Regions from separate parts of the Homo sapiens genome. Here region 2 is linked to region 1. Evidence: chromatin loops called from intact Hi-C (ENCODE). Cell type or tissue: heart left ventricle. All regions are shown on one strand. Links, peaks and the distances in the headings refer to the core of each region. The heading gives the core; the rest is flanking DNA.

Region 1 (15,677 bases), core at 213-8,212:
TGAGGTCAGGAGTTTGAGATCAGCCTGGCCAACATGGTGAAACCCTGTCTCTACTAAAAATACAAAAATTAGCCGGACGTGGTGGTGCACGCCTGTAATCCCAGCTACTTGGGAGGCTGAGGCAGGAGAATCACTGGAATCCAGGAGGCGGAGGTTGCAGTGAGCTGAGATCGCGGCACTCCAACTCCAGCCTGGGCAACAGAGCAAGACTCCATCTCAAAAAAAAAAAAAAAAAAAAAAAGAAGGAAAGGCTGTGAGCGAAGGTGTGGTGGTGGGAATCTGCCCCCCTCAGAACTCAGGTCCTCTCCACGCTGTGGCCCACAGTGCCAAGGTTGCCCCTCAGAGCTGGTGCTGAGGTCCGGGCCAGGGAGGCCGAGGACAGGGCGGCAGGGAGAGGGCTTCCTGGAGGAGGCCCCCAGGCCCCGGGAGGTGGCACCAGGGGAATGAGCCCTTTGTGTCCCGCCAGGTTCTTCGTGAACTTTGTGGTTGGGCAGGATCCGGGCTCAGACGTCGCCTTCCACTTCAATCCGCGGTTTGACGGCTGGGACAAGGTGGTCTTCAACACGTTGCAGGGCGGGAAGTGGGGCAGCGAGGAGAGGAAGAGGAGCATGCCCTTCAAAAAGGGTGCCGCCTTTGAGCTGGTCTTCATAGTCCTGGCTGAGCACTACAAGGTCTGCATGCTTTCTCTCTTGTTTCCCAAGCTGGAGTGCAGTGGCGCCATCTTGGCTGCTTCCTTCCTTCCCGCCTTCCTTCCTTTTCTTTCTTTCTTTCTTTTTTTTTTTTTTTTTTTTGAGATGGAGTTTCACTCTGTTGCCCAGGCTGGAGTGCAGTGGCATGATCTCAGCTTACTGCAACCTCTGCCTGCTGGGTTCAAGAGCTTCTCCTGCCTCAGCCTCCCGAGTAGCTGGGATTATAGGCGCGTGCCACCACGCTCAGCTAATTTCTGTATTTTGAGTAGAGATGGGGTTTCACCATGTTGCCCAGGCTGGCCTCGAACTCCCGACCTCAGGTGTTCTGCCCTCCTTGGCCTCCCAAAGTGCTGGAATTACAGGCGTGAGCCACCACACCCAGCCCCTTCCTTCTTTTTCCTCTTTTTCCTTCCTCTTTCTCTGTTCTCTCCTCTTTCCTCCCCTCCTTCCTTCCCCCTTCCCTCCTCTCTTCTTCCTTCTCTCTCCTTCCCTCCTTCATTTATTTCCTTTTTCCATCCCCACTTTTTATGTCAACTTCTTTCTTTTCTTTTCCTTCTTTCCTGCCTATTTTATTTTATTTTATTATTTATTTATTTATTTATTTTTATTTATTGATCATTCTTGGGTGTTTCTCAGAGAGGGGGATGTGGCAGGGTCATAGGATAATAGTGGAGAGAAGGTCAGCAGATAAACACGTGAACAAAGGTCTCTGGTTTTCCTAGGCAGAGGGCCCTGCGGCCTTCCACAGTGTTTGTGTCCCTGGGTACTTGAGATTAGGGAGTGGTGATGACTCTTAAGGAGCATGCTGCCTTCAAGCCTCTGTTTAACAAAGCACATCCTGCACAGCCCTTAATCCATTTAACCCTGAGTTGACACACCACATGTCTCAGGGAACACAGGGTAAGGTTACAGATTAACAGCAACTCAAGGCAGAAGAATTTTTCTTAGTACAGAACAAAATGGAGTCTTCTATGTCTACTTCTTTCTACACAGACACAGTAACAATCTGATCTCTCTTTCTTTTCCCCACATTTCCCCCTTTTCTTTTCGACAAAACCGCCATCGTCATCATGGCCCATTCTTGATGGTCGCTGTCTCTTCGGAGCTGTTGGGTACACTTCCCAGACAGGGCGGCCTGGCAGAGGCGCTCCTCACTTCCCAGACGGGGCGGCCGGGCAGAGGCGCTCCTCACCTCCCAGACGAAGGGCGGCCGTTTCCTGCCTATTTTTAAAAATCCTCTTTTAGCGCTTTTCCTTAGTCCCATTACCCTACTGCTGAGAGTCTTGTAATACATTTCATGTGTATTTCCTCCTACCACTTTGTGTTTTTTGCAAAACGTGTACTTTTTGTTTTCCTCTTGAGACTGGGTCTCGCTCTGTTGCCCAGGCTGGAGTGCAGTGATGCAAACAGCTCACTACAGCCTCAACCTCCCCGGGCTCAGGTGATCCTCTCACATTAGCCTCCGGAGTAGCTGGGACTCTAGGTGCACACCACCACGCCCGGCTAATTTTTGTATATTTTTGTAAAGACGGGGTCTTGCTATGTTTCTCAAGCTGGTCTCGAACTCTTGATCTCAAATGATCCCCCACCTTGGCTTCCTAAAGTGCTGGGATTACAGGCATGAGCCACTGCGCCCGGCCAGTGAGCTGATTTTTGACCTTAGCTTGACCTCTGAGCTGTGGACTCCAAGGTTCCTGATGCTGAGGCTGTCCCAGCTCATCCCCAAGACTATCGACTCCCAATGAAAAAGATCCCTGATCCTTGCTTTTTTTTTTTTTTGAGACAGAGTCTTGCTCTGTCACCCAAGCTGGAGTGCAGCAGCGTGATCTCCACTCACTGCAACCTCCACCTCCCGGGTTCAGGCGATTCTCCTGCCTCAGCCTCCTGAGTATCTGGGATTACAGGAGCCCGCCACCATGCCTGGCTAATTTTTGTATTTTTAGTAGAGATGGGGTTTCACTATGTTGGCCAGACTGGTCTCACACTCCTGATCTCAAATGATCCACCCCCCTCAGCCTCCCAAAGTGCTGGGATTAGAGGCGTGAGCCAGGGTGCCCTGCCCTTGCTTCCTGTTTGTACCTTCCCAGGATCATGGGTGCTGACTCCTGACCTCCCATCTCTGCCCTCCAGGTGGTGGTAAATGGAAATCCCTTCTATGAGTACGGGCACCGGCTTCCCCTACAGATGGTCACCCACCTGCAAGTGGATGGGGATCTGCAACTTCAATCAATCAACTTCATCGGAGGCCAGCCCCTCCGGCCCCAGGTGTGAGGGGTCCCATCCCTTCTTGCGTCCTTTCTTTCTAAATTCAGTTCCACATTCATTTTTTTTCTTTTTTTCTTTTTTTCTTTTTTTTTTGAGACGGAGTCTCACTCTGTCGCCCAGGTTGGAGTGCAGTGGCGCGATCTTGGCTCACTGCAAGCTCCGCCTCCCAGGTTCACGCCATTCTCCTGCCTCAGCCTCCCAAATAGCTGGGACTACAGGAGCCTGCCACCACGCCCGGCTAATTTTTTTGTATTTTTAGTAGAGACAGGGTTTCACTGTGTTAGCCAAGATGGTCTCGATCTCCTTACCTCATGATCCACCCACCTCGACTTCCCAAAGTGCTGGGATTACAGGCGTGAGCCACCGCAGTTGGTCTATTTTTTCTTTTTGAGATGGAGTCTTGCTCTGTCTCCCAGGCTGGAGTACAGTGGTGTGATTCTGGCTCACTGCAACCTCTGCCTCCCAGTTTTAAGCAATTCTCCTGCCTCAGCCTCCCAAGTAGCTGGGATTACAGGCACCCACCATCACATCTGGCTAATTTTTGTATTTTTAGTAGAGACGGGGTTTCACCATGTTGGCCAGGCTGGTCTGGAACTCCTGGCCTCAAGTGATCTGCTGGCTACAGTCTCCCAGAGTGCTGGGATTACAGGTGTGAGCCATGGTGCCCAGCGCATTCCACATTCATTTATTTCCCAAGCATCTCCCTCTGCTGAGTTATGCCAAGAGCCCAGTGATGATCAAGGGATCCCACTGGGAAGACAGACCCATCACTGCAAGGGATAAAGGCCGGGATGGGGAGGCCCTGGCTGAAGGGTTGCAGTTGGGTTTGGGCCCAGACAGAGGGATCAGGGCCAGGACAGGAGGGTGGGTGGAGGCAGGCAGAGGGGTCAGGCCCAGGGCTGGAGACAGGAATGACTGAGATATCTCTGGGCCCTGACCTCACTGGGCTCACAGACATGGCATCAGAGAGTGACAGCCCAGAAATGGTCAGGTCTGTGATAGGGAGGGCACAGGCAGAGGGGCAGGGGCTGGGATATGGAGTATACAGGAGGTTTGGGAGCCTACAGGAAGGGCTTGACTAGTCATGGGTCAGGAAGGAAGTGCTTCCTGGAGTAGGAGGAAGTGTGTAAGGTGAGTCAGAAAGTGAGGATAAGGAAAGGCAAAGAACACACGATAGTGAATGAATTCCCTAGAGGTTGCTTAACACAATCATTAAAAATAAATAACATACAATTAAATTGAGTTTATCAATATTATTATTATTATTATTATTATTATTATTATTATTATTATTTTTGAGGCAGGGTCTGGCTCTGTCACCCAGGCTGGAGTGTGGTGGTGCAATCACAGCCTACTGTATTCTTGACTTCCTGGGTTCAAGTGATCCTCCCACCTCAGTCTCCTGAGTAGCTGGGACTACAGGCACGCACCACCAGCCCCAGCTAGTTTTTAAATTTTTTGTAAAGACAGAGGGGAGGAATTTTCCTATGTTGTCCAGGCTGGTCTTGAACTCCTGACCTCAGGTGATCCACCCACCTCAGCCTCCCAAAGTCCTGAGATTACAGGCGTGAGCCACAGCCCCCGGCTTATAAAGCTACGTTTATTTGTTTGTTTGTTTTTTGTTTTTTGTTTTTTTTTTAGATGGAGTCTTGCTCTGTGGCCCAGGTTGGAGTGCAGTGGCATGATCTCAGCTCACTGCACCCTCTGCCTCCCAGGTTTAAGGAATTCTTCCTCAGCCTCCCAAGTAGCTGTGATTACAGGCACCTGCCACCACGCCCGGCTATATAAAGCTACTTTTAAAAGGCCTTCAGAATAGCTGGCTGAGAATAGAAGTCAAGGCAGAATGGAGTTAATTACAAGGAGGAGAAAAGAGAAGGTAACAGAGAGAAAGAGAGAGAGTAAAAGTTAAAGGTGTTAGACTTGGGAGGGTGAGGCGAGCGGATCACCTGAGGTCGGGAGTTTGAGACCAGCCTGACCAACATGGAGAAACCCCATCTCTATTAAAAATACAAAATTAGCTGGGCGTGGTGGCGCATGCTTGTAATCCCAGCTACACCGGAGGCTGAGGCAGGAGAATCACTTGAACCCAGGAGGCAGAGGTTGAGGTGAGCAGAGATCGTGCCACTGCACGGCACCCTGGGCAACAAGAGCGAAATTCCATCTCAAATAAATAAATAAAAGTGTTTGGCAGAAGGAAGCCCCTGCGCTGAGGTGTGGCCAAGACAGAGAGAGAGGCAGAGACACAGGGACAGAGGCAGAAACTGAGATCAAGATCAGCGAGTGAGGGCCCCGGGACAGCAGGAAGACAGCAAGGGGAAGGGCACAGAGAACAAAATGGACCAAGCATTGTCCTAAAGCTTTGGGGTGACTCACTGGGCATCAGCGATCCCAGAACATGGGGTGCCCCTCTCCGTGAATCTGTGATCGGGGTGCCACCCTTTGATGCCAGAGTTCTCTGGCATAGTGGTGGTGGTGGTGGGCCACCCCAGGGCAGGCACTCTCGACATCTTTCAGTCGCAAATCTGGGGACCCTCTCATAACCGCTTTCTCTTTCTGTGCCCACAGGGACCCCCGATGATGCCACCTTACCCTGTAAGTACTTGCTGATAGGTGAGGGTCTTCCTCCCTAGTGGGGTCCCTCAGCCCCTCTCACCCTTCCTGCCTTCTGTCCATCGTTCAGGGTCCCGGACATTGCCATCAACAGCTGAACAGCCTGCCCGTGAGTGGGAGGGCTGGGAGGGCCCCGGGTGAGGAGTGGGAATGGTGAGAATTGGGGTAGGGGGAGCTAAGAGGGGTTGCAGCCCAAGGTGTACTAACCCAGCACCTAGAGAAACGCCGGAGTCTAATGGGTGTGTCATAGATATCTGTCGACTCTTGGAGAATAATATCGCTTCTTCCTCACTTCACAGACCATGGAAGGACCCCCAACCTTCAACCCGGTATGGCTTGGGGAAACAGAGATGGATGGTGGGGAGGGGGCACGGATCTCCAGGGAATCTGAGACAGCCAGAAAGGGAGTGGGCTGAGGGTTTTGGGGTGGGAGGTAGGGGAAGGGTAGATAGAGTTCGTGGTCAGGTTTAGGGAGCAGAAGGAATTGGGGATGTTTTCCAGGAGGAGTGGGACCTCTCAGAAAATTTGTTCTTGGGCTGGACATGGTGGCTCACGCCTGTAATCCCAGCACTTTGGGATGCCAAGGCGGACAGATCACGAGGTCAGGAGATCGATCGAGACCATCCTGGCCAGCATAGTGAAACTCTGTCTCTACTAAAAATACAAAAATTAGCTGGGCATGGTGGCGCGCGCCTGTAATCCCAGCTACTCAGGAAGCTGAGGCAGGAGAATCGCTTGAACCAGGGAGTCGGAGGTTGCAGTGAGCCGGGATCGTGCCACAGTACTCCAACCTGGTGACAGAACGAGACTCCATCTCAAAAAAAAAAAAAAAAAAAAAAAAAGAAAAAGAAAAGAAAAAGAAAATTTATTCTTGGCCAGACACGGTGGCTCATGCCTATAATCCCAGCCCTTTGGGAGGCCAAGGCAGGTGGATCACTTGAGGTCAAGAGTTCCAGATCAGCCTGGTCAACATGATGAATCCCCGTCTCTACTAAAATGACAAAAGTTAGCCAGGTGTGGTGGCGCACACCTGTAATCCCAGCTACTAGGAAGGCTGAGGCAGCAGAATTGCTTGAACCTAGGAGGCAGAGGTTGCAGTGAGCTGAGATTATGCCACTACACTCCAGCCTGGGCGTCAGAGGGAGACTCTGCCTAAAAAAAAAAACAAAATTTGTTCCTTTGTTCCTGCAAGGCTGGGCGTGGTGGCTCACGCCTGTAATCCCAGCACTTCGGGAGGCTGAGATGGGAGGATTGCTTGAGCCCAGCAGTTTGAGGCTGCAGTGAGGCTTGATCATGCCACTGCACTCCAGCCTGGGTGACAGAGTAAGACCCCATCTCTTATAAGAAAAAAAGACAGGAAAGAAAAGAAAAGAAAAAGAAAATTTCTTCCCACATCTGGCTCTGCTAAGCTGAGAGAGAATGGGACCCCCCGTTCTCTTCCCACAGCCTGTGCCATATTTCGGGAGGCTGCAAGGAGGGCTCACAGCTCGAAGAACCATCATCATCAAGGGCTATGTGCCTCCCACAGGCAAGAGGTATAACGTAAACTAGGTGGGAACCCCCAGCCCCCTCCTCCCTCAGACCCAACAATCTAGACCCTCTGTCCCCTCCTCCTTTAGGGATTCAGAGGTCCAGCCCACTGGCCTCTTCCCACTGGACTCCATCTGACTCCCCCATCCCTCTCTGTCCCCAGCTTTGCTATCAACTTCAAGGTGGGCTCCTCAGGGGACATAGCTCTGCACATTAATCCCCGCATGGGCAACGGTACCGTGGTCCGGAACAGCCTTCTGAATGGCTCGTGGGGATCCGAGGAGAAGAAGATCACCCACAACCCATTTGGTCCCGGACAGTTCTTTGATGTGAGTCTGAGCTCTCTTTTCCCACTTCCTTCCAGGGCCTCAGTCCTGGCCCTGGCCTCATGCCCACCCTTCTCCCTGCAGCTGTCCATTCGCTGTGGCTTGGATCGCTTCAAGGTTTACGCCAATGGCCAGCACCTCTTTGACTTTGCCCATCGCCTCTCGGCCTTCCAGAGGGTGGACACATTGGAAATCCAGGGTGATGTCACCTTGTCCTATGTCCAGATCTAATCTATTCCTGGGGCCATAACTCATGGGAAAACAGAATTATCCCCTAGGACTCCTTTCTAAGCCCCTAATAAAATGTCTGAGGGTGTCTCATGAGTGTGTGTCTCCATCTGCTCCCCGGCTACTCTTCCCTTCCTTGGTTCAGTCATGCACTTCATCTATCCTTCATCCATCCAGTCATCTGACCATCCATCCTCCTGTCATCATAAATCTGGTTATGCCCCAAGCACTGATTTAGGGCTCATTCACTTCTCACAGCAACCCCAAGAGGTAGAAACAATTATTATCATCCCTCTGTAACAGATGAGGAAACAAAGGAAAATAAAACAAATTGCCCAAATTATACATTGCATAAATGGCAGAAGGAGGATTCAAATCCAGCTGATCTGGCTCCCAAGGATCTGCACACTTAACCACTATACAGCCTGTCGTTCCATCCATCCATGCATCCATCTCTCCACTCGTGTATCCCAACATCCATCAATCTCTCCATGTATCCAACCAAAAGTCCATCCAACCATCCATCAATCAAACATCCAACCATCTAGACCTCATCAATCCATCCATTGAGCTGATTGTTCAACCATCCTTTCATCCAACCCTTTATCCATCTACCCATCCATTTACCTCTGCACTCATCATCTCATCGTCAATCTCTCCAAACATCCAGTCAACCATATGTTCACCCATTCATCCAAACATGCAACTATTCATCTACTCACCAGTCTGTCTAGCTCTATCCAGCTGTTTATCCATCCATTCTTTCATTCAACCTTTTATCCATCACCCATGCATCTGATCATCCATCATCTTCTCCATCCATCCAAACATCTAACCATATACCAGTCTATCTGTCTATTCATTCAGCCATCCTTACGAAGTCTAACTTTCGTCCATCCATTCATTTATTCATCCCTCCATTTGTCCATGTAATTCTCTGCTTTCCATCACAGTCATCCATTTGTCCTCCATATGCCCATTCATCCCTCCATTCAGCAATTCATCACTTTTCCATCTCTTTCTATCCAATTATCCATTCATCTCTTCATTATCTATTTTTTTCCAACCCTTTTCCAACTCAAGCTGGAAAGTTATCCATTCATTTATATTTTCTTCTCTCCATCTGTCCACCCAACCATGCTTTCATCAAATCACTCTTTTGCTGATTTCATCATTCATTGATTTCTTGTTTTTATTTTTATTTATTTTTTTTTTGAGACAGAGTTTTGCTCTTGTCATCCAGGCTGGAGTGCAATGGTGCTGTCTCAGGTCACTGCAACTGCCATCTCCCGTTCAAGCAATTCTCCTGCCTCAGCCTCCTGAGTAGCTGGAATTACAGGCACCCACCACCACGCCCAGCTAATTTTTGTATTTTTAGTAGAGACAGGGTTTTGCCATGTTGGCCAGGCTGGTCTTGAACTCCTGACCTCAGGTGGTGCGCCTGCCTCCGCCTCCCAAAGTGCTGGGATTACAGGCGTGGGCCACCGTGCCTGGCCCATTCATTGATTTCTTTCTTTTTTTTCTTTCTTTTTTTGAGACGGAGTCTTGCTCTGTCGCCAGGCTGGAGTGCAGTGGTGCCATCTCAGCTCACTGCAACCTCCGCCTCATGGGTTCAAGTGATTCTCCTGCTTCAGCCTCCTGAGTAGCTGGGGCTACAGGCATGCGCCACCATGCCCAGCTAATTTTTGTATTTTTAGTAGAAACAGGGTTTCACCATGTTGGCCAGGATGGTCTCAATCTCTTGACTCGTGATACACCCACCTTGGCCTCCCAAAGTGCTGGGATTACAGGCGTGAGCCACTGCCCCCAGCTGATTTCTTTACATTTTCATTCATCCATCTATTCTTTATTCACTCTCGTGTTTACTTATTCACCAGTCACTGACTCATCCACTTTCAAATTAGCTGGGTTGGCTTTCTGATGTAATGGGTTAGCAAGCTTCAGGACAAACCATGAAGTGACGAATTAAACCCTCTATATTATTAATTGGATAAAATGCTGTAAAACCGGTTATTAGCATGACTCAAACTAAGTTTAAATGTTTGCATGTCTAAAGCAACTTTCTGGAGTGATGGATATGTTCCATACCCTAGGTCACACAGCTCTGTGCATTTGTTAGAACTCATTGGCTGTATATTTTATTTTATTAAATTCTTTTTATTTTTGTTTTTATTGAGACAGGATCTCACTCTATTGCCCAGGCTGGAGTGCAGTGGTGTGATCACAGCTCATTGCAGGCTCAACCTCTGGGACTCAAGTGATCCTCCCACTCCAGCCTCCCAGGTAGCTGGGACCACAGGTGTGCACCACCATGCCCAGCTAATTAAAAATATATATATTTATAAAGACGGGGGTCTCCTTATGTTGCTCAGGCTGATCTCGACTCCCTGGGCTCAAGCAATGCTCCTGCCCTAGCCGCCCAAAGTGTCGGGATTACCGGCGTGAGTCGCTGTGCCCAGCCAACTGTACATTTTAGATTTGTGCATTTCACCAATATAAACAAAGAATCTTTCCGCAAAGCTTACCACAAGGAAAGAATCATAAACAAATATTGTACTCTAGCTAATGATGTACTTCTGAAATGTTTAGGGGTGACAAATACTGATGTTTACAATTTACTTCGAATGGATAAGTAAATAAAATGATGGCTGGGTGCGATGGCATGAGCCTGTAATCCCAGCACTTTGGGAGACGAGGTGGGAAGATTGCTTGAGCCCAGGAGTTCAAGACCAGCCTGGGCAACATGGCGAGACCCTGTCTCTACAAAAAATAAAAAAGTAAGCCAGATGTAGCAAACATCTGTAGTTCCAGCTGCTAGGGAGGCTGAGGCAGGAGGTTGGCTTGTGCCCAGGAGTTCAACGCTGCCGTGAACCATAATCAGGCCACTGCACTCTAGTCTGGACAACAGAGCAAAACTCTGTTTCTAAAAAAATACAAAATAGCTCCCTCCCCCTCCCCCTCCCCCTCTCCCTCTCCTCTTTCCACGGTCTCCCTCTGGACTGTGCTGCTGCCATCTCGGCTCACTGCAACCTCCCTGCCTGATTCTCCTGCCTCAGCCTGCCGAGTGCCTGCGATTGCAGGCGCGCGCCGCCACGCCTGACTGGTTTTCGTATTTTTTTGGTGGAGACGGGGTTTCGCTGTGTTGGCCGGGCTGGTCTCCAGCTCCTAACCGCGAGTGATCCGCCAGCCTCGGCCTCCCGAGGTGCCGGGATTGCAGACGGAGTCTCGTTAACTCAGTGCTCAATGGTGCCCAGGCTGGAGTGCAGTGGCGTGATCTCAGCTACAACCTCCACCTCCCAGCCGCCTGCCTTGGCCTCCCAAAGTGCCAAGAGTGCAGCCTCTGCCCGGCCGCTACCCCGTCTGGGAAGTGAGGTGCGTCTCTGCCTGGCCGCCCATCATCTGGGACGTGAGGAGTCCCTCTGCCTGGCTGCCCAGTCTGGAAAGTGAGGAGCGTCTCTGCCCGGCCGCCATCTCACCTAGGAAGTGAGGAGCACCTCTTCCCGGCCACCATCCCATCTAGGAAGTGAGGAGCGTCTCTGCCCGGCCGCCCATCGTCTGAGATGTGGGGAGCGCCTCTGCCCCGCCGCCCCGTCTGGGAGGTGAGGAGCGTCTCTGCCCGGCCGCCCCGTCTGAGAAGGGAGGAGACCCTCCGCCTGGCAACCGCCCCATCTGAGAAGTGAGGAGCCCCTCCGCCCGGCTGCCACCCTGTCTGGGAAGTGAGGAGCGTCTCCGCCCGGCAGCCACCCCGTCCGGAAGGGAGGTGGGGGGGTCAGCCCCCCGCCCGGCCAGCCGCCCCGGCCAGCCACCCCGTCTGGGAGGTGAGGGGCGCCTCTGCCCGGCCGCCCCTACTGGGAAGTGAGGAGCCCCTCTGCCCGGCCAGCCGCCCCGTCCGGGAGGGAGGTGGGGGAGTCAGCCCCCTGCCCAGCCAGCCGCCCCGTCCGGGAGGGAGGTGGGGGGGTCAGCCCCCCGCCAGGCGAGACGCCCCGTCCGGGAGGGAGGTGGGGGGTCAGCCCCCTGCCCGGCCAGCCGCCCGGTCCGGGAGGTGAGGGGCGCCTCTGCCCGGCCGCCCCTACTGGGAAGTGAGGAGCCCCTCTGCCCGGCCACCACCCCGTCTGGGAGGTGTACCCAACAGCTCATTGAGAACGGGCCATGATGACAATGGCAGTTTTGCGGAATAGAAAAGGGGGAAAGGTGGGGAAAAGATTGAGAAATCGGATGGTTGCTGTGTCTGTGTAGAAAGAAGTAGACATGGGAGACTTTTCATTTTGTTCTGTACTAAGAAAAATTCTTCTGCCTTGGGATCCTGTTGATCTATGACCTTACCCCCAACCCTGTGCTCTCTGAAACATGTGCTGTGTCCACTCAGGGTTAAATGGATTAAGGGCGGTGCAAGATGTGCTTTGTTAAACAGATGCTTGAAGGCAGCATGCTCGTTAAGAGTCATCACCATTCCCTAATCTCAAGTACCCAGGGACACACACACTCTGCCTAGGAAAACCAGAGACCTTTGTTCACTTGTTTATCTGCTGACCTTCCCTCCACTATTGTCCTGTGACCCTGCCAAATCCCCCCTCTGCGAGAAACACCCAAGAATGATCAATAAAAAAAAAATACAAAAATACAAAAATACAAAATATTAAAATAAAATAAAGAAATAGTGCTCGCTTCAGCAGCACATATACTAAAATCTGGAATGATGCAGAGAAGATTAGCATGGCCCCTGCGCAAGGATGACATGCAAATTTGTGAAGTGTTCCATATTTTTTGGCCAGGTGTGGTGGCTCACGCATGTAATCCCAACACTTTGGGAGGCCGAGGCAGGCGAATCACAAGGTCAGGAATTTTTGAGACTAGCCTGGCCAACGTGGTGAAACTCTGTCTCTACCAAAAATACAAAAAATTAGCCGGGCATAGTGGTGGGTGCCTGTAATCCCAGCTACTCGGGAGGCTGGGGCAGGAGAATCGCTTGAACCTGGGAGGCAGAGGTTGCAGTGAGCCGAGATCGCGCCACTGCACTCCAGCCTGGCAACAGAGTGAGACTCCTCTCAAAAAAAAAAAAAAAAAGAAGAAGAAGAAAAGAAAAAAAGAAGATGGTGATGGATGGATAGAAGGGTGGATAGATGGATCTATGTGTGATAAAGCAAGTTGAGTAAAATGTTATATAGAATCTGGTTAGGGTATATGAGGTATTCATAGAATAATTCTTTTAACTTTTCTGCATGTCTGAAAAAATTCATAATAAAATGTTGGGGGAAACCTTTGCATACAAACTTTGCAAACATTGTATCATACAATGATATGAACTGTAAATTTTTTAGGAGTTAGAATGGTAATGAGGTTTTGTTTAAAAAGAGAGCCTGCCAGGCGTGGTGGCAGATGCCTGTAATCCTAGCTACTTGGGAGGCTAAGGTGGGAAGACTGTTTGAACCTGGGAGTTTGAGACCAGCCTGGGCAGCATAGTGAGACCCCATCTCAAAAATAAAAATTAAAAAATAAATATCATTTAGAATTATACACATATTTATGGATAAGATTATATAACACCTTTTAAAAATCCAATTTAAAATGGGCAGAAAATTTCGATAAACATTTCTGCAAAGAAGATATATAAACGGCAACCCATGTCATTAGGGAAATGCAAATCAAAACCACATGACATATCTCTTCACCAAGTGGTGAAGCCAACCTATTAGGATGGCTATAATAAAAAAGACAGATAGGTCAGGTGTGGTGGCTCATGCCTGTAATCCCAGCACTTTGGGAGGCCGGGGTGGGAGGATCACTTGAGGCTAAGAGTTCAGGACCAGCCTGGGCAACATAGCAAGAACCTGTCTCTACAAAAAATTTTTAAAAATTAGCCAAGCATGGGGACGCACACCTATAGTTCCAACTAATTGGGAGGCCTGAGGTAGGAGAATTGCTTGAGCCCAGGAGGTGGAGGCTGCAGTGAGCCATGATTTCACCACTGCACTCCAGCCTACACAACAGAACAAGACCCTGTCTCAAAAAAAAAAAAAAGACAATAACAAGTGTTGGAGAGAACATGGAGAAATAGGAACACATATGTTGCTGATGGTAATGTAAAATGTTACAGTTACTTTGGAAAATGGTTTGGCAGTTCTTTGAAACGGAACTTAAAAGAGTCATGTGACCCAGGAATTCTTTTTTTTTTTTTCTTTTTTGAGACGGAGTTTCGCTCTTGATGCCCAGACTGGAGTGCAGTGGTGCGATCTCGGCTCGCTGAAACCTCCACCTCCTGGGTTCAAGCGATTCTCCTGCCTCAGTCTCCCAAGTAGCTGGGATTACAGGCATGCACCACCACGCCCGGTTAATTTTGTATTTTTAGTAGAGATGGGGCTTTTCCATGTTGATCAGGCTGGTCTCGAACTCCTGACCTCAGGTGATCCATCTGCCTTGGCCTCCCAAAGTGGTGGAATTACAGGCATGAGCCACAGCACCTGGCCTGACCCAGAAATTCTCCTAGGTACTTACCCAAGAGACATGAAAACATGTTCACACAATAGGTTCATAGCAGCATTATTCATAATAGCCAAGATGTAGGAACAACCCAGATATCCATTATTCACCATGATGAATGGGTAAACGCGTATATTCGATCCACACATTGGAACAGCATTCAGCCATGAAAAGGAATGAAGTGCTGATGCATGCTATGACATGGACAAACCCTGAAAACATGATGCTCCGTGGAAGAAGCCAGATATACAGGGCCACATATTGTATGATTCCACGTGTGGAAAACAAGCAGATTCATAAATCCATACAGCTGGAAAGTAGGTTAGTGATTGCCAGGTGCTGGGGGAGGGGCAAGTTGGGGAGTGACTGCTTATGGGTATGGGGTTTCTTTTAGTTGTTCTTTTTTGTTTTGTTTTGTTTCTGAAACAGGGTTTCACTCTGTTGCTCAAGCTGGAGTGCAGTGGAGCGATCACGGCTCTCTGCAGCCTCGACCTCTCCAGCTCAAGCCATCCTCCTAGCTCAGCCTCCCGAGTAACTGGGACCACAGGTGTGTACCACCATGCCCAGCTAAAATTATTTTTTGTAGAGATGAGGTCTCCCTATATTTCCCAGGTTGTTTTTTTTTTTTTTTTTTTTTTTTTTTGACACAGAGCTTTGCTCTGTCACCCAGGCTGGAGTGCAATGGTGCTATCTGCTCACTGCAGCCTCCGCCTACCGGGTTCAAGCAATTCTCCTGCCTCAGCCTCCCACGTAGCTGGGATTACAGGTGCGTGCCACCACGCCTGGCTAATTTTTTGTATTTTGAGTAGAGATGTGGTTTTGCCATGTTGGCCAGGCTAGTCTCGAGCTCCTGAGCTCAAGTGATCCGCCCATCTCAGCCTCCCAAAGTGCTGAGATTACAAGTGTGAGCCACAGCGCCCGGCCTCAGGCTGGTCTTGAACTCCTGGGCTCAATCAATCCTTCCGCTTCAGGCTCCCAAAGTGCTGGGATTACATCTGTGAGCCAAGGTCTTTTGAGATGATAAAAATGTTCTAAAATTAGATTGTGTTGATGGATGCACAACCTTGTGAATATACTGAAAAACATTGACTTGTATACTTTGAATGGGTGACTTGTATAGCATATGAGTTATATGTCAATAGAGCTGTTACAGAAAGATCCAGGAGGATGGGGAGGAGAGAAGGGAAGCTGAATCATAAATTCTAAATTTCTTTGAAGACAAACTTAATAAAGAAGGATTTAGGTTGGGCACCATGGCTCACACCTGTAATCCCAGCACTCTGGGAAGCCTCGGTGGGAGGATCGCTTGAGCTCAGGAGTTTGAGTCCAGGAGTTCAAGACCAGCCTGGGCAACATAGCAAGACCCTGGCTCTACAAACACCCGCCCCCCCCAAAAAAATTAGCCTGGCACCATGGCACGTGCCTGTAGTCTCAGCTACTTGGGGGGCTGAGGTGGGAGGATGGCTTCAGCCTGGGAGGTTGAGGCTGCAGTAAGCCCTTATCCACAACTCCACTCAGCCTGGGCAACAGAGCAAGACCCTGCCTCAACAAA
Region 2 (15,677 bases), core at 4,291-12,290, 51 kb after region 1:
TTTTGAGACAGAGTTTCACTCTGTCGCCAAAGGCTGGAGTGCAGTGGTGTGATCTCGGCTCACATCAACCTCCACCTCCGGATTCAAGCGATTCTCCTGCCTCAGCCTCCTGAGTAGCTGGGATTACAGGTGCCCACCACCATGCCCCACCAATTTTTGTATTTTTAGTAGGGACGGGGTTTCACCATGTTGGCCAGGCTGGTCTTGAATTCTTGATCTCAGGTGATCCACCTGCCTCGGCCTTCCAAAGTGCTGGGATTACAGGTGGGAACCACTGCACCCGGCCCAGTTTTGCTGATCTTTTCTTTTTTTGAGACAAGAGTCTCACTCTGTCACCCAGGCTGGAGTACAGTGGCATGATCTCGACTCACTGCAACCTCGGCCTCTTGGGTTCAAGTGATTCTCCTGTCTCAGCCTCCAGCTGGGATTACAGGTGTGTGCCACCATGCCCAGTTAATTTTTGTATTGTTAGTAGAGACAGGGTTTCTCCATGTCGACCGGGCTGGTCTCGAACGCCTGACCTCAAGTGATCTACCCACCTTGGCCTCTCAAACTGCTGGGATTACAGGTGTGAGCCACCACACCTGGCCTGTTAATCTTTTCAATACCGGTTTTGTTGATGTTTTCAATGAGCCAATTTCAGTTTCATTGCTTTTTCTCTATTGTTTTTATATTTCTGTTTCATTGCTGTCCATTTAGATCTTTATTACTTCCTTCTTACTATTTTCTTTGAGTTTGATTTACTCTTCTTTTTCTAGCTTTGGAGGTGGAAGCCTAAATTATTGATTTTAGGCCTTCTTTCCATTCTAATGTGTTGGGGTTTTTAAAATTTTCACCAGGCTGACTCAACACTAATATGTTTTTTAAGCTATAAGTTTCCCGCTAATTACTACATTGCCAGCATCCTGTACATTTTTATTTCCTGTGTTTTTGTTTTTATTCAGCTCAAGGTATTTTCTAAATTCATTTTTGATTTTTTTTTTTTTTTTTTTTAGATGGAGTCTCACTCTGTCACCCAGGCTGGAGTACAGTGGCGTGATCTCAGCTCACCACAACCTCCACCTCCCAGGTTCAAGCAATCCTCCTGCCTCAGCCTATCAAGTAGCTGGGACTACAGGCATGAGCCACCACGCCCAGCTAATGTTTGTATTTTTTAGTAGAGACACGGTTTCACCGTGTTGGCCAGGCTGGTCTCGAACTCCTGATCTAAGGTGATCCACTGGCCTTGGCCTCCCTTGGCTGGGATTATAGGCATGAGCCACCACACCTAGCCAGATTCCTTCTTTGACACATAGGTCATCTACAAGTATGTTGTTTAGTTTTCTTATATTTAGAGATTTTCTAAATTTCATTTTATTGTTGGCTTTTAGCTTAGTTCCATTATAGTTAGAAGTAATACTTTTTAAATTATTTTTTATTTTTACTATTATTATTTTCTAATAGAGATGGGGGTCTCATTATGTTGCCCAGGATGGCCTCAAACTCCTGGGCTCACGAGATCCACCTGTCTTATCTCACATAATAATTTCTTTCCCTCCCACCCTCCCTCCCTCCCTCCCTCCCTCCCTCCCTTCCTTCCTTCTTTCTTTCTTTCTTCTTCTTCTTTTTTTTTTGAGATGGAGTCTCTCTCATCCAGGCTGGAGTGCACTGATGCAATCAGCTCACTGCAACCTCTGCCTCCTGGGTTCAAGTGATTCTCCTGCCTCAGCCTCCAAGTAGTTGGGACTAAAGGCAGGTGCCACCACACCTGGCTAATTTTTGTATTTTCAGTAGAGATGGGGTTTTGCCATGTTAACTGGGCTGGTCTGAAACTCCAGACCTCAGGTGGTCCACCTGCCTAAGCCTCCTAACATGCTAGGATTACAGGCGTGAGCCACTGTGCCCGGCCCAATCCTATGTCTCTCTCTTTTTTTGTGTGTGTTTTTTTTTTTAGATGGAGTCTCTCTCTATTGCCCAGGCTGGTGTGCAGTGGTGTGATCTCAGCTCACTGCAACCTGGTTCAAGTGATTCTCCTGCCTCAGCCTCCCGAGTAGCTGGGACTACAGGTGCCTGCCACCACACCCAGCTAATTTGTATTTTTAGTAGAGTTGGGGATTCACCATATTGGCCAGGCTGGTCTCAAACTCCTGATCTTGTGATCTGCCCGTCTTGGCCTCCCAAAGTATTGGGATTACAGGTGTGAGCCACTGCATAGCTGGCCTCTCCTTATCTTAAAAAAAAAAAAAAAAAGAGGAGATTGAGGCAAGGCGAAGTTTTAAATTTTTAAATAATAATAACAATAATAATTATTATTATTATTATTTTGAGACAAGATCTCGATCTGTTGCCCAGGTTGGAGAACAGTGGTGCAATCTCGGCTCACTGCAACCCCCGCTTCCCGTCCTCAAGCCATCCTCCCACCTCAGCCTCCTGAGTAGCTGGGAATACAGTCGCACACCACCATGCCCAGCTAATTTTTGTATCTTTTCTAGAGACAGAGTTTCACCATATTGCCCAGGCCGATCTCAAACTCCTGGACTCTAGGGGTCTGCCTGGGTCAGCCTCCCAAAGTGCTTGGATTACAGGTGTGAGCCACCATGCCCAGCCAAGGGGAAGTTTTCAAAGGCAAAATGAGGAGGATTACATAAAGTGTTTTGAATCAATTATCCTTGGCTACGAGACTTGAAACAAGGGTGGCATCAGTCCAAGGTTGGACAGGCAGTTACTGGACAAAAGTACTTTCTGTGTAACGTTGCAGTGGACTTTGTGCGAGGTTGTGGTTTTTGGAGAGTCTTCCGCAATCGTTCCTATCAGGCATTTGTGCATGAGCACGCTCCTTTCATGACCTTCCCGGTTCCTTTTTTTTTTTTTTTTTGAGACGGAGTTTCACTCTTGTGGTCCAGGCGCTGGAGTGCAATGGTGCGATCTTTGCCTCTTGGATTCAAGTGATTCTCCTGCCTCAGCCTCCTGAGTATCTGGGATTATAGGTGCCCACCACCAGTCCCGGCTAATTTTTTGCATTTTTAATAGAGACAGGGTTTCACCATGTTGGCCAGGCTGGTCTCCAACTCCAGACCTCAGGTGATCCACCCACCTCGGCCTCCCAAAGTGCTGGGATTACAGGTGTGAGCCACCACACCTGGCCCAGTCTCTGGTTTTCTATATGGTCATCTATACGGTCTTAAGTTCTAAGAAATGCATGGTTAGGCAATTTCGTCAGGGTGTGAACATCATAGAGTGACTTATGCAAACGTAGATGGTACAGCCTACCCCACACCTAGGCTATATAAAGTAACCTACAGCTCATAGGCTACAAGCATGCACAGCATTTAACTGTACTGAACACAGTGGGCAATTGTAACACAATGGTAAGTATTTGTGTATATAAACATATCTGAACATAAAAAAGGTACAGTAAAACTATGGTATAAAAGATGGAAAATGGGCCAGGAGCAGTAGTTCATGCCTGTAATCCTAGCACTTTGGGAAGCTGAGGTGGGCAGATCACTTGAGGTCAGGAGTTCGAAACCAGCCTGGCCAACATGGTGAAACCTCGTCTCTGCTAAAAATACAAAGAAGTTTAGGCCAGGCACGGTGGCTCACGCATGTAATCCCAGCACTTTGGGAGCTGAGGTGGGCGGATCACGAGGTCAGGAGTTTGAGACCAGCAGGACCAGCATGGTGAAACCCCATCTCTACTAAAAACACAAAAATTAGCCAGGCATGGTGGCACGTGCCTGTAATCCCAGCTGCTTGGGAGGCTGAGGCAGGAGAATCGCTTGAACCCGGGAGGCGGGGGTTGCAGTGAGCCAAGATCATGCCACTGCACTCCAACCTGGACAACAGATAGAGACTCTGGCTGAAAAAAAAAAAAAATACAAAGAAGTTAGCCAGGTGTGGTGGTGCACGCCTGTAATCCCAGCTATTTGGGAGGTTGAGGCAGGAGGATCACTTGAACCTGGGAGATGGAGGTTGCAGTGAGCGGAGATCATGCCACTGCACTCCAGCCTGGGTGAGAGAGTGAGACTCCATCTCAGAAAAATAAATAAAAGATGACAAATGGTACGCCTGTATGGGACACTTACCAGGAATGGAGCTTGCAGGACCGGAAGTTGCTCCAGGTGTGAGTGAGTGAGTGGTGAGTGAATGTGAAGGCTAGGACAGCACTGTACACTCCTGTAGACTTTATAAGCACTGTACTCTTAGGCTACCCTAAATTTAAAAAAATAAAGTAATTGTGCTACAGCATTGTGATGGCTGCAGCATCACTAGGTGATAGGAGTCCGGCTTCGTTGTAATTTTATGGGACATTGTCGCATGTGCAGTCCATCACTGACTGAAACGTGGTGATGCAGCACCCGACTGTGTATGTCACCTAGTCAGGGATACAGGCCAGGTGTGGTGGCTCACGCCTGGAATCCCAGCATTTTGGGAGGCCGAGGTGGGATGATTGCTAGAGGCCAGGAGTTTGAGACCAGCCTGGGCAACATAGTGAGACCCTGTCTCTACAAAAAAAAAAAAAAATCAAAAATTATCCAGGTGTGGTGGTGTATACCTGTGGTCCCAGCTACTAGGGAGGATGAGGCAGGGGGATTGCTTGAGACTGGGAGTCTGAGGTTACAATGGGTTATGATCATGCCACTGCACTCCAACCTGAGTGACAGAGCAAGATCATGTCTCTAAAAAAATACAGTGCTATATAACTGGGTTTTTTTTTTTTTTTTTTTTTGAGATGGAGTCTCAGTCTGCCACCCAGGCTGGAGTGCAGTGGCGCGATCTTGGCTCACTGCAACCTCTGCTTCCTGGGTTAAAGTGATTCTCCTGCCTCAGCCTCCCAAGTAGCTGGGATTACAGGCACCCGCCACCATGCCCGGCTAATTTTTGTATTTTTAGTAGAGATGGGGTTTCCATGTTGGCCAGGCTGGTCTTGAACTGACCTCAGGTGATCCCCCCCACCTCAGCCTCCCAAGGTGCTGGGATTACAGGCGTGAGCCACTGTGCCTCGCGTTTTTTTGTTGTTGTTGTTTTTGAGACAGAGTCTCGCTCTGGAGCGCAATGGCATGATCTCAGCTCACTGCAACCTCCACCTTTCAGGTTCAAGCCATTCTGCTGTCTCAGCCTCCTGAGTAGCTGGGACTAAACGCGTGCACCATCACACCCAGCTAATTTTTTGTATTTTATTTATTTATTTTTATTTATTTGAGATGGAGTCTTGCTCTGTCGCCCAGGCTGGAGTGCAATGGCGTGATCTTGGCTCACTGCAACCTCCACCACCTGGGTTCAAGCCATTCTCCTGCCTCAGCCTCCTGAGTACCTCGGACTACAGGCAGCCACCATCATGCCTGGTTAAGTTTGTATTTTTGTAGAGACAGGGTTTCACCATGTTGACCATGCTGGTCTCATATTCCTGACCTCACATGATCCACCGCCTCGGCCTCCCAAAGTGCTGGGATTACAGGCGTAAGCAACCATGCCCGGCCTTATAACCTTTCCTTTATTTATTTATTTATTTATTTATTTATTTATTTAGATGGAGTTTCGCTCTTGTAGCCCAGGCTGGAGTGCAATGGCATGATCTTGGCTCACCGCAACCTCTGCCTCCCAGGTTCAAGCGATTATCCTGCCTCAGTCTCCCGAGTGGCTGGGATTACAGGTGCCTGCCACCATTCCCAGCTAATTTTTATATTTTTAGTAGAGACAGGGTCTTGCCATGTTGGCCAGGCTGGTCTTTAACTCCTGACCTCGGATGATCCACTGTCCTTGGCCTCCCAAAGTGCTGGGATTACAGGCATGAGCCACTGTGCCTGGCATAACCTTTACTTTAAACAATTTTATATATATATATTTTTTACAATTTTATTTATTTGTCTGTCTATTTATTTTGAGACAGAGTCTTGCTCTGTCACACAGGCCAGAGTGCAGTGGCACAATCACAGCTCACTGCAGCTCCGACCTCCCAGGCTCCAGCAATACACCCACCTCAGCCTCCTGAACAGCTGGGACTGGACTATAGGTTTGCACCACCATGCCTGGCTAATTTTTGTATTTTGGGTAGAGATGGGGTTTCACCATGTTGCCCAGGCTGGTCTTGAATTCCTGAGCTCAAGCAATCCACCCACCTTGGCCTCAAAGTGCTGGGATTACAGGTTTGAGCCACCATACCCGGCCTTATATGGTTTTTTTCTTTTTTTTTTTTTTTTTTTGAGATGGAGTCTTGCTCTGTCGCCCAGCCTGGAGTGCAGTGGTGCAATCTCAGCTCACTGCAAGCTCCGCCTCCCAGGTTCACGCCATTCTCCTGCCTCAGCCTTCCGAGTAGCTGGGACTACAGGCACCCGCCACCACACCCGGCTAATTTTTTTTGTATTTTTAGTAGAGACGGGGTTTCACCACATTAGCCAGGATGGTCTCGATCTCTTGACCTCATGATCTGCCTGCCTCGGCCTCCCAAAGTGCTGGGATTATAGGCGTGGGCCACCGTGCCCAGCCTGACCTTATGTTTTAAAATAAATTAAAAGAAGAAAAGAAAAATACATTTCTGGGGCTCTTCATTTCTTCCTGTGGATTTGAGTTTCTGTCTACTGTCATTTTCAGTGTGAGGGGTTTCCTTGAGTATTCCCTGCGTTTAGGTATATGCTAGTCAGGAATTCTCTTTTTGTTTATCTGGGAATGATTTTCTTTTGCCTTTTGTTTTGAAGTATAGTTTTGTTGAATATAGAATTATCAGTTGACAGTTTTATTTTTCTTTCAGTGTTTTGAATAAATCATTCATCTGCCTTCTGGCCTCCATTGTTCCTAGGAGAATCTAGCCATTAATTCTATTGTTCCCCTGTACATAATGAGCTGTTTTTCACTTGCTCCTTTAAAATTTTCCATTTTCCTGGCACGGTGGCTCACGCCTGTAATCCCAGCACTTTGGGAGGCCAAGGAGGGTGGATCACGAGGTCAGGAGATCGAGAACATCCTGGCTAACACGGTGAAACCCCGTCTCTACTAAAAATACAGAAAATTAGCCAGGCGTGGTGGTGGGTGCCTGTAGTCCCAGCTACTCGGGAGGCTGAGGCAGGAGAATGGTGTGAACCCGGGAGATGGAGCTTATAGTGAGCCGAGATTGTGCCACTGCACTCCAGCCTGGGCGACAGAGTGAGACTCTGCCTCAAAAAAAAAAAAAAATGCCCTTTTTGAATTGTTTTCAGCAGTTTTACTTTCACTCGCGTCCGTGTGAAGAGACCACCAAACAGGCTTTGTGTAAGCAATAAAACTGTTTATTTCACCTGGGTGCAGGCGGGCTGAGTCTGAAAAGAGTCAGCGAAGGGAGATAAGGGCGGGGCTGTTTTTATAGGATTTGGGTAGATAAAGGAAAATTATAGTCAAAGGGGGGTTCTCTGGAGGGCAGAGTGGGGGTCACAAGATGCTCAGTAGGGGAGCTTTTGAACCAGGATGAGCCAGGAGAAGGAATTTGACAAGACAATGTCATCAGTTAAGGCAAGAACAGGCCATTTTCACTTCTTTTGTGGTGGAATGTCATCAGTTAAGGCAGGAACCGGCCATCTAGATGTGTACGTGCAGGTCACAGGGGATATGATGGCTTAGCTTGGGCTCAGAGGCCTGACATTCCTGTCTTCTTATATTAAGAAAAATAAAATGAAATAGTAGTAAAGTGTTGGGACAGTGAAAATTTTTGGGGGTGGTATGGAGAGATAATGGGTGATGTTTCTTAGGGCTGCTTCCAGCGGTATTAGGGGCGGCGTGGGAACTTAGAGTGGGAGAGATTAAGCTGAAGGAAGATTTTGTGGTAAAGGGTGATATTGTGGGGTTGTTAGAAGAAACATTTGTCGTGTAGAATGATTGGTGATGGCCTGGATACGGTTTTGTATGAATTGAAAAACTAAACGGAATAAGAGAAGGAGAAAAACAGGTATTAAAGGACTAAGAATTGGGAGGACCTAGGACATCTAATTAGAGAGTGCCTAAGGAGGTTCAGCATAGCCTTGCCAGCAAAGATTATTTATTTACTTCAAGAGTTAAGAGTGGCAGTTTGGGGATAGCACGAGGAGATATCAGCTGTGATGGCTTGGAGAAACTGTGTAAACTGGCAGTGTAAACAAGAGCAGGGCATGCATGAGTAGTTGAGAACGGTGAATAGGAGTATGACTAGACAGAAGATAGTAGGGATGACAAGTTATTTGGGGGCACAGTCTAAGTTGGTCTGGTGTCTGGAATGAGACTGGGGCCTAATAAAAAGGAGTGTCTATACAGGAACTTAAATGGGCTGTATCTTGTAGCATTCTGAGGACAGGCCTGAATTCTGAGAAGCGAAAGTGGTAAAAATATTGTCCAGTCCTTTTTAAGTTGGTGGCTGAGGTTGGTGAGGTGTGTTTTAGTCTGTCACTGAATACTAAGAGCCTGAAAAAATGCTTGGCTGATTTGACAAATAAAGGCTGGTCTGTTATCAGACTGTATAGAGGTGGGAAGGCTAAATTGAGGAATTACGTCTGACAGAAGGGAATGATAAGGCTAAACTGAAGAATTATGTCTGACAGAAGGGAAGAAATGACTGTGGTGGCCTTCTCAGACCCTGTAGGAAAGGACTCTACTTATCCAGTGAAAGTGTCTACCTAGACTAAGAGGTGTTTTAGTTATCTTACTCGGGGCATGTTGAGTAAAGCTAATTTGCCAGTCCTGGGTGGGGGCAAATCCTCGAGTTGATGTGTAGGGAAGGGAGGGGGCTTGAATAATCCATGAGGAGTAGTAGAATAGCAGATGGAACACTGAGAATTTATTTCTTTGAAGATAGATTTCCACAATGGAAAGGAAGTGAGAGGTTCTAAGAGGCAGGCTAGTGGCTTGTACTATAGCATAGCCTGCCTTTGCTGGTGTGTGGCGATTAGGCCTGGTGGAACTGCCATCAATAAATCAAGCGTGATCAGGGTGAGGAACAGGGAAGAAGGAAATGTGGGGAAATGGGATGAATGTCAGGTGGATCAGAGAGATGCCGTCATGGGGGTCAGGTGTGGTATCTGGAATAATGTGGGAGGCCGGATTGAAGTCCGGGCCAGGAACAATGGTCATTGTGGGACTTAACAAAGAGTGAGTACAGCTGAAGGAGCCAGGGAGCAGAAAGTATATGCGTCAGGTGTGAGGAAGAAAATAGATTTTGGAAATTATGAGAGCTGTAGAGAGTGAGTTGAGCATAGTTTGTGATTTTGAGGGCCTCTAAAAGTGTTAAAGCAGCGGCACGCGCTGCACGGAGACATGAGGGCTAGGCTAAAACAGTAAGGTCAAGTTGTTTGGGCAGAAAGGCTACAGGGTGCGGGCCTGGCTCTTGTGTAATAATTCTGACCGAACTAACCATGCCTAGGAAGGAAAGGAGTTGTTGTTTTGTAAGGGATCGAGGTTTGGGAGATTAATCGGACACAAGCAGCAGGGAGAGCACGTGTGTTTTTATGAGAATTATGCCAAGATAGGTAACAGATGAGGATGAAATTTGGGCTTGACTGAAGTAATGGGGTCTGTCTGTGAAGCCTTGAGGCAGTACAGCCCAGGTAATTTGCTGAGCCTGATTGGTGTCAGGGTCAGTCCAAGTGAAAGCAAAGAGAGGCTGGGATGACAGGTGCAAAGGAATAGGAAAGAAAGCATGTTTGAGGTCCAGAACAGAATAATGGATTGTGGAGGGAGGTACTGAGGATAGGAGAGTATATGGGTTTGGCACCACAGGGTGGATAGGCAAAACAATTTGGTTGATAAGGCGCAGATCCTGAATTAACCTGTAAGTCTTGTCTGGTTTTAGGACAGGTAAAATGGGGGAATTGTAAGGAGAGTTTATAGGCTTTAAAAGGCCATGCTGTAACAGGCGAGTGATAACAGGCTTTAATCCTTTCAAAGCATGCTGTGGGATGGGATATTGGCATTGAGCGGGGTAAGGGTGATTAGATTTTAATGAGATGGTAAGGGGTGCATGATTGGTCGCCAAGGAGGGAGTAGAGGTATCTTATACCTTTGGGTTAAGGTGGGGGGATACAAGAGGAGGATGCAAAGGAGGCTTTGGATTGGGAAGAAGGGCGGCAATGAGATGCAGCTGTAATCCAGGAATAGTCAGGGAAGCAGATAATTTGAAGTGTCTCGGCCTAATTAGGGAACTGGGCAGGTGGAGATAACTAAAAGGAGTGCATAAAAGAATATTGTCTAAGTTGGCACCAGAGTTGGGGAGTTTTAAGAGGTTTAGAAGCCTGGCTGTCAATACCCACTACAGTTATGGAGGCAAGGGAAACAGGCCTTTGAAAAGAAGGTAATGTGGAGTGGGTAGCCTCCGTATTGATTAAGAAGGGGACGGACTTACCTTCCACTGTGAGAGTTACTTAAAGCTTGGTGTCCGTGATGGTCTACGGGGCTTCCGAGGCAATCGGGCAGCATCAGTCTTCAGCTGCTAAGCCGAGAAGATCTGGGAAGGAGTCAGTCAGAGAGCCTTGGGCCAGAGTTCCAGGGGCTCTGGGAGTGGCTGCCAGGTGAGTTGGACAGTCCGATTTCCAGTGGGGTCCTGCACAGATGGGACACGGCTTAGGAGGAATCCTGGGCTGCGGGCATTCCTTGGCCTGGTGGCCAGATTTCTGGCACTTGTAGCAAGCTCCTGGGGGAGGCGGTTCTGGAGGAACGCCTGGCCACTGCGGTTTAGGCGTTTGGAGGTTCTTTTGTGCTGGAGATGTGGCTGAGGTTTGTCTCACAGTGGAGGCAAGGAATTGCAACTCAGAAATATGTTGCTACTTGGCTGCCTCTATTATTGTACACCTTGAAGGCGAGGTTAATTAAGTCCTGTTGTGGGGTTTGAGGGCCGGAATTTAATTTTTGGAGTTTTATTTAATGTCGGGAGCAGATTGGGTAATAAAATGTATATTGAGAATAAGACGGCCTTTTGACATTTTAGGGTCTAGGGCTGTAAAGTGTCTCAGGGTTGCTGCCGAACGAGCCATGAACTGGGCTGGATTTTTATATTTGATGAAAAAGAGCCTAAACACTATCTGATTTGGGATAAAGGAAAAGGAGCATTAACCTTGACTATGCCTTTAGCTCCAGCCACCTTTTTAAGAGTAAATTGCTGGGCAGGTGGGGAAGGGCTAGTCACGGAACGAAACTGTAAGGGGGACCGGGTGTGAGGAGGGGAGGCGATAAAAGGATTATAGGGTGGAGGAGCGGAGGCTGAGGAAGAATTGGGACCTAGCTCAGCCTAGCAAGGAGGGGAGAGGTCAGATAGGTCTGTAGAAAAGGAAGATTAGAAAGACTCAGTGACACTTGGGGTTGGGACTGAGGGGACAGGTGGGAGGGAAAGAAGGAAGATTTGGGACGAGTTGCATTGGGAACAGAGGCTAGGGAGAGCCTGATGTGTAAAAGAATGCCTGGATGTCAGGCACCTCACACCATTTGCCTATTTTATGATAAGAATTATTTAGATCTTGTAGGATGGAAAAATTGAAAGTGCTGTTTTCTGGCTATTTGGAACTACTGTCAAGTTTGTATGGGGGTCAAGCGGCGTTTCAGAAGAAAATTAGATGCTTAGATTTTACATCAGGTGAGAGTTGAAGAGGTTTTAAGATCTTAAGAACACAGGCTAAGGGAGAAGGAGGAATGGAAGGTGGAAGCTTGCCCATAGTGAAGGAGGCAAGCCCAGAGAAAAGAGAGTAGAGACATGGAGAAGGGGTGGGGGGGTTCTTGCCCTCCAGAAAAGCAGAGAAGGGGTTGGGGCACAGAGATAAGAGGTTGGGGTGCAGAAATAAGGGATGGGGCACAGAGATAAGAGGTCTGGGCATGGAAATAAGGGATCGGGGTGCAGAGATAAGAGGTCGGGGTTCCTGTCCCTCCTCCAGAAAAGCGGGACTTGCTACTAAGGGTGAAGGAGAAGGGGTTGAGGGGTTCTTGCCACTCAGAAAAGCAGAGAAGGGGTAGAGACACGGAGAGAAGGGGTTGGGGTACTTGCCCCTCCCCCAGAAAAGCGGGACTTGCCACTAACGGTGAAGGAGAAGGGGTTGAGGGGTTCTTCTTTTGTGGTGGAATGTCATCAGTTAAGGCAGGAACCGGCCATCTAGATGTGTATGTGCAAGTCACAAAAGATAATGATAGCTTAGCTTAAGCTCAAAGGCCTGACATTTACTACGATGAATCTAGATATGGCTCTCTTTGTATTTATACTTCTTGGAGTTTGTGTAAATTAACGTTTACACCAAGTTTGAAAAGTTTCCAGCCATTAATGCTTCAAAAATTTTTCTCCTTCCTCTCCTTTCCCCAGAGTCCTATTATACATATGTTTGTTTGCTTGATGTTATTCAGCTGGTCTCAGAGGCGCTTTTCTTTTTTCTTTTTTTTGAGATGGAGTCTCGCTCTGTTGCCCAGTCTGGAGTGCAGTGGCGCAATCTTGGCTCACTGCAAGCTCCGCCTCCTGGGTTCACACCATTCTCCTGCCTCAGTCTCCCCAGCAGCTGGGACTACAGGCACACGCCACCATGCCCAGCTAATTTTTGTATTTTTAGTAGAGATGGGGTTTCACTGTGTTAGCCAGGATTGTCTGGATCTCCTGACCTTGTGATCCGCCCACCTCAGCCTGCCAAAGTGCTGGGATTACAGGCGTGAGCCACCTCACCCAGCCTTTTTATTTTTGAGACAGAGTCTTGTTCTGTTGCCCAGGCTGGAGTGTAGTGGTGCGATCTCGGCTCACTGCAACCTCTGCCTCCTAAGTTCAAGTGATTCTCCTGTATCAGCCTCCCAAGTAGCTGGGACTACAGGTGCCTGCCACCATGCCCGGCTAATTTTTGTATTTTTAGTAGAAACGGGGTTTCACCATGTTAGCCAGGCTGGTCTCGAACTCCTGACCTCAGGTGATCTGCCCGCTTCGGCTTCCCAAAGTGCTGGGATTACAGACGTGAGCCACCGTGCTCGGCCTTTTATTTTTTAAATTGAGTCTTTGCAAATGTTTGATATATGCTTGAAAATCATGAGTGTATATAGATGTAATGAGTGTGCATATATATTAAATTCACTGTATTCTATTATTCAAAATATCACATTTTAAAAGACTTGATATTTGAAGAATAATGGTGGTTTCAAATTACCCATGACCACTACTGTGTTTCTGTGTATTTTTCCTTTTGTTTCTAATAGTGTAATAAATGATCACTTTTTTTTTTTTTTGAGATGGAGTCTCACACTGTCACCCAGGCTGGAGTGCAGTGTCTCACTGCAACCTCTGCCTCCCAGGTTCAAGTGATTCTCCTGCCTCAGCCTCGTGAGTAGCTGGGATTACAGGCACACACCACACCTGGCTTTTTGTATTTTTAGTGGAGCCAGGTTTCACCATGTTGGCCAGGCTAGTTTTGAACTCCTGACCTTGAGTAATCCGTCTGCCTGGGCCTCCCAAACTGCTGAGATTACAGGCGTGAGCCATCGCTCCCAGCCTTTTTTTTTTTTTTTTTAGACAGAGTCTTGTCCTGTCACCCAGGCTGGAGTGCACTGGCACAATCTGGGCTCACTGCAACCTCCACCTCCTGGGTTCAAGTGATTCTTGAGCCTTAGCCTCCCGAGTAGCTGAGATTACAGGCATGCACCACTATGCCCAGCTAATTTTTGTATTTTTAATAGAGACGGGGTTTCACCATGTCGGCCAGGCTGGTCTCAAACTGCCGACCTCAAGTGATCCACCTGCCTCAGCCTTCCAAAGTGCTGGGATTGCAGGCATGAGCCACTGCACCCATCCAATCACTTTTCATTCTGGATCATACACTTTATCAATAGAAAATAACTCCTTTTGTCCAAAGTAATGCTATCTGCTTTAAATCCGGTTTTCTCTAATATCAGATTTGCCCTGATTTTTGTGTATCTGCTTTTGACTGATAGCTATTTCTAATCCTTTTATTTTAAAACTTGGTGGTGTTATCTTTGGAAAGTGTTTTGAAAGCTAAACAGTTGAATTTTGTTTGTTGATGTTCCCAAGTACGTTTCACACATTTGCATAATGTTGTTATAACTGATATGCTTGGTTTTATTTAGGTCATTGTGTGATGCTTTTTGCTTTTATTTTCTATGATTCGCTGCATTTTCCTTTGCTTTTCGACCATTGCCAAATAGATTACATTTTCTTTTCCTTTCATTTTAAGCTACTTCAGTGGTTTGAAAGTTGTACATCTGGCCAGGTGCAGTGGGTCAGGCCTATAATCCTAGCACTTTGGGAAGCTGACATGGGAAGTTTGCTTGAGCTCAGGGATTCAAGACCAGCCCTGGCAACAAAGTGAGACTCCATTCCACCAAAAAGTCTAAAAATTTGCTGGGTATGGTGGCACAAGCCTGTGGTCCCAGCTACTCAGGAAGCTGAGGCAGGAGGATTGCTTGAGCCCGGGAGGTCAAGGCTGCAGTGAGCCAAGATTGTGCCACTGCACTCCAGCCTGGGCAACAGAGTCAGACCCTGTCTCAGAAACAAAACAAAACAATACAAAAAAAGAAACAGTAAGACATGGCGCGGTGGCTCCTGTCTGTAATCCCAGCACTTTTGGAGGCCAAGGCGGGTGGATCACCTGAAGTGAGGCTTTCAAGACCAGCCTGACCAATATGGTGAAACCCTGTCTCTACTAAAAATACAAAAATTAGCCAGCCGTGGTGGCACATGCCTGTAATTCTAGCTACTCGGGAGGCTGAGGCAGGAGAATCACTTGAACCTGGGAGGCGGAGGTTGTAGTGAGCCAAGATCACGCCACTGCACTCCAGCCTGGGTGACGAGGCGAGACTGTCCCAAAAAATAAACCAACAAACAAGTGAAAGAAACAGCAGCCCAGATCCAAGGAGACAGGTTGACTGTGGATGGCCGAGGCCGCCCACCTCGGCCTCCCAAAGTGCTGGGATTACAGGCGTGACCCACCACGCCCAGCCAGAAAGCTCGTTTTGTAACCCACTTTTGGTAGCCATGTACGTAGGCAGCTTGGACAATATCTGTGGGTCCACTTGGAGGGAAGGAGGCCAGAAGGCTTGAGGGACATCTGAGTGGCATGGAGGTGACAAGGCTCTGGGAGGGCAGCAGACACTCTTGAACGCCAAGGCATGGTCAATGCCTCGTGCAGTGAGCAGCGACTCTGTGTCAGGCACTTCTCTGAACTCATCCCACGTACGAACTCATTCGCTTCCCACAGCAACCCTCCGAGGTACGCCCTATCATCATCCGCATTGCAGAGATGAGGAAACTGAAGCACAGAGAAGTTAAGTGATGTGCCCAAAGACACACAGGTGTAGGTGGCAGAGCTGGGATTGGACCCCAGGTGCTGTGGCTCCTAATCCCGGCAGGCTGGAAGCACTCCCATATGACTCCCGTGGGGCTGGGGTGGGCTTGGCAATCCTACACGAAGAAAACTTTTTTTTTTTTTTTTTTGAGATGGAGTCTCACTCTCTCACCCAGGCTGGAGTGCAGTGGCGTGATCTTGGCTCACTGCAACCTCCGCCTCCCAGGTTCAAGCGATTCTCCTGCCTCACCCTCCTGAGTAGCTGGGATTACAGGTGTGTACCACCATGCCCAGCTAATTTTTTTTTTTTTTTTTTTTTTTGAGACAGAGTCTTGCTCTGTCAACCAGGCTGGAGTGCAGTGGCGGCTCACTGCAAGCTTCGCCTCCTGGGTCCACGTCATTCTCCTGCCTCAGCCTCCCGAGTAGCTGGGACTACAGGTGGCCGCCACCATG

The links. Peaks named below come from ENCODE experiments on the same cell type or tissue, not always from the same donor. Only the 100,000 strongest peaks of a DNase experiment are listed, where the experiment ranks them.
Region 2: it touches region 1 in a loop (2.5-fold over the local background); 5 of 110 quality-filtered maps call a loop at or near these places.

The regions. Positions count from the first base shown.
Region 1 is chr19:38,793,738-38,809,414 of GRCh38, reverse strand. It overlaps LGALS4 (galectin 4), which reads left to right. Exons shown (of 10, transcript NM_006149.4): 3 at 467-671; 4 at 2,820-2,954; 5 at 5,520-5,546; 6 at 5,635-5,673; 7 at 5,864-5,893; 8 at 7,011-7,099; 9 at 7,258-7,423; 10 at 7,505-7,741. The coding sequence ends at 7,651. It also overlaps the pseudogene RNU6-140P. Among named protein-coding and RNA genes, the nearest start is that of LGALS4, 11 kb to the left of the region's middle. RefSeq lists an enhancer at 11,418-12,332. In heart left ventricle, for the core only: no CTCF peak of the experiment used is centred there; no DNase peak of the experiment used is centred there.
Region 2 is chr19:38,746,802-38,762,478 of GRCh38, reverse strand. No RefSeq gene overlaps it. Among named protein-coding and RNA genes, the nearest start is that of CAPN12, 10 kb to the right of the region's middle. In heart left ventricle, for the core only: no CTCF peak of the experiment used is centred there; no DNase peak of the experiment used is centred there; H3K27ac peaks cover 1,259 bases.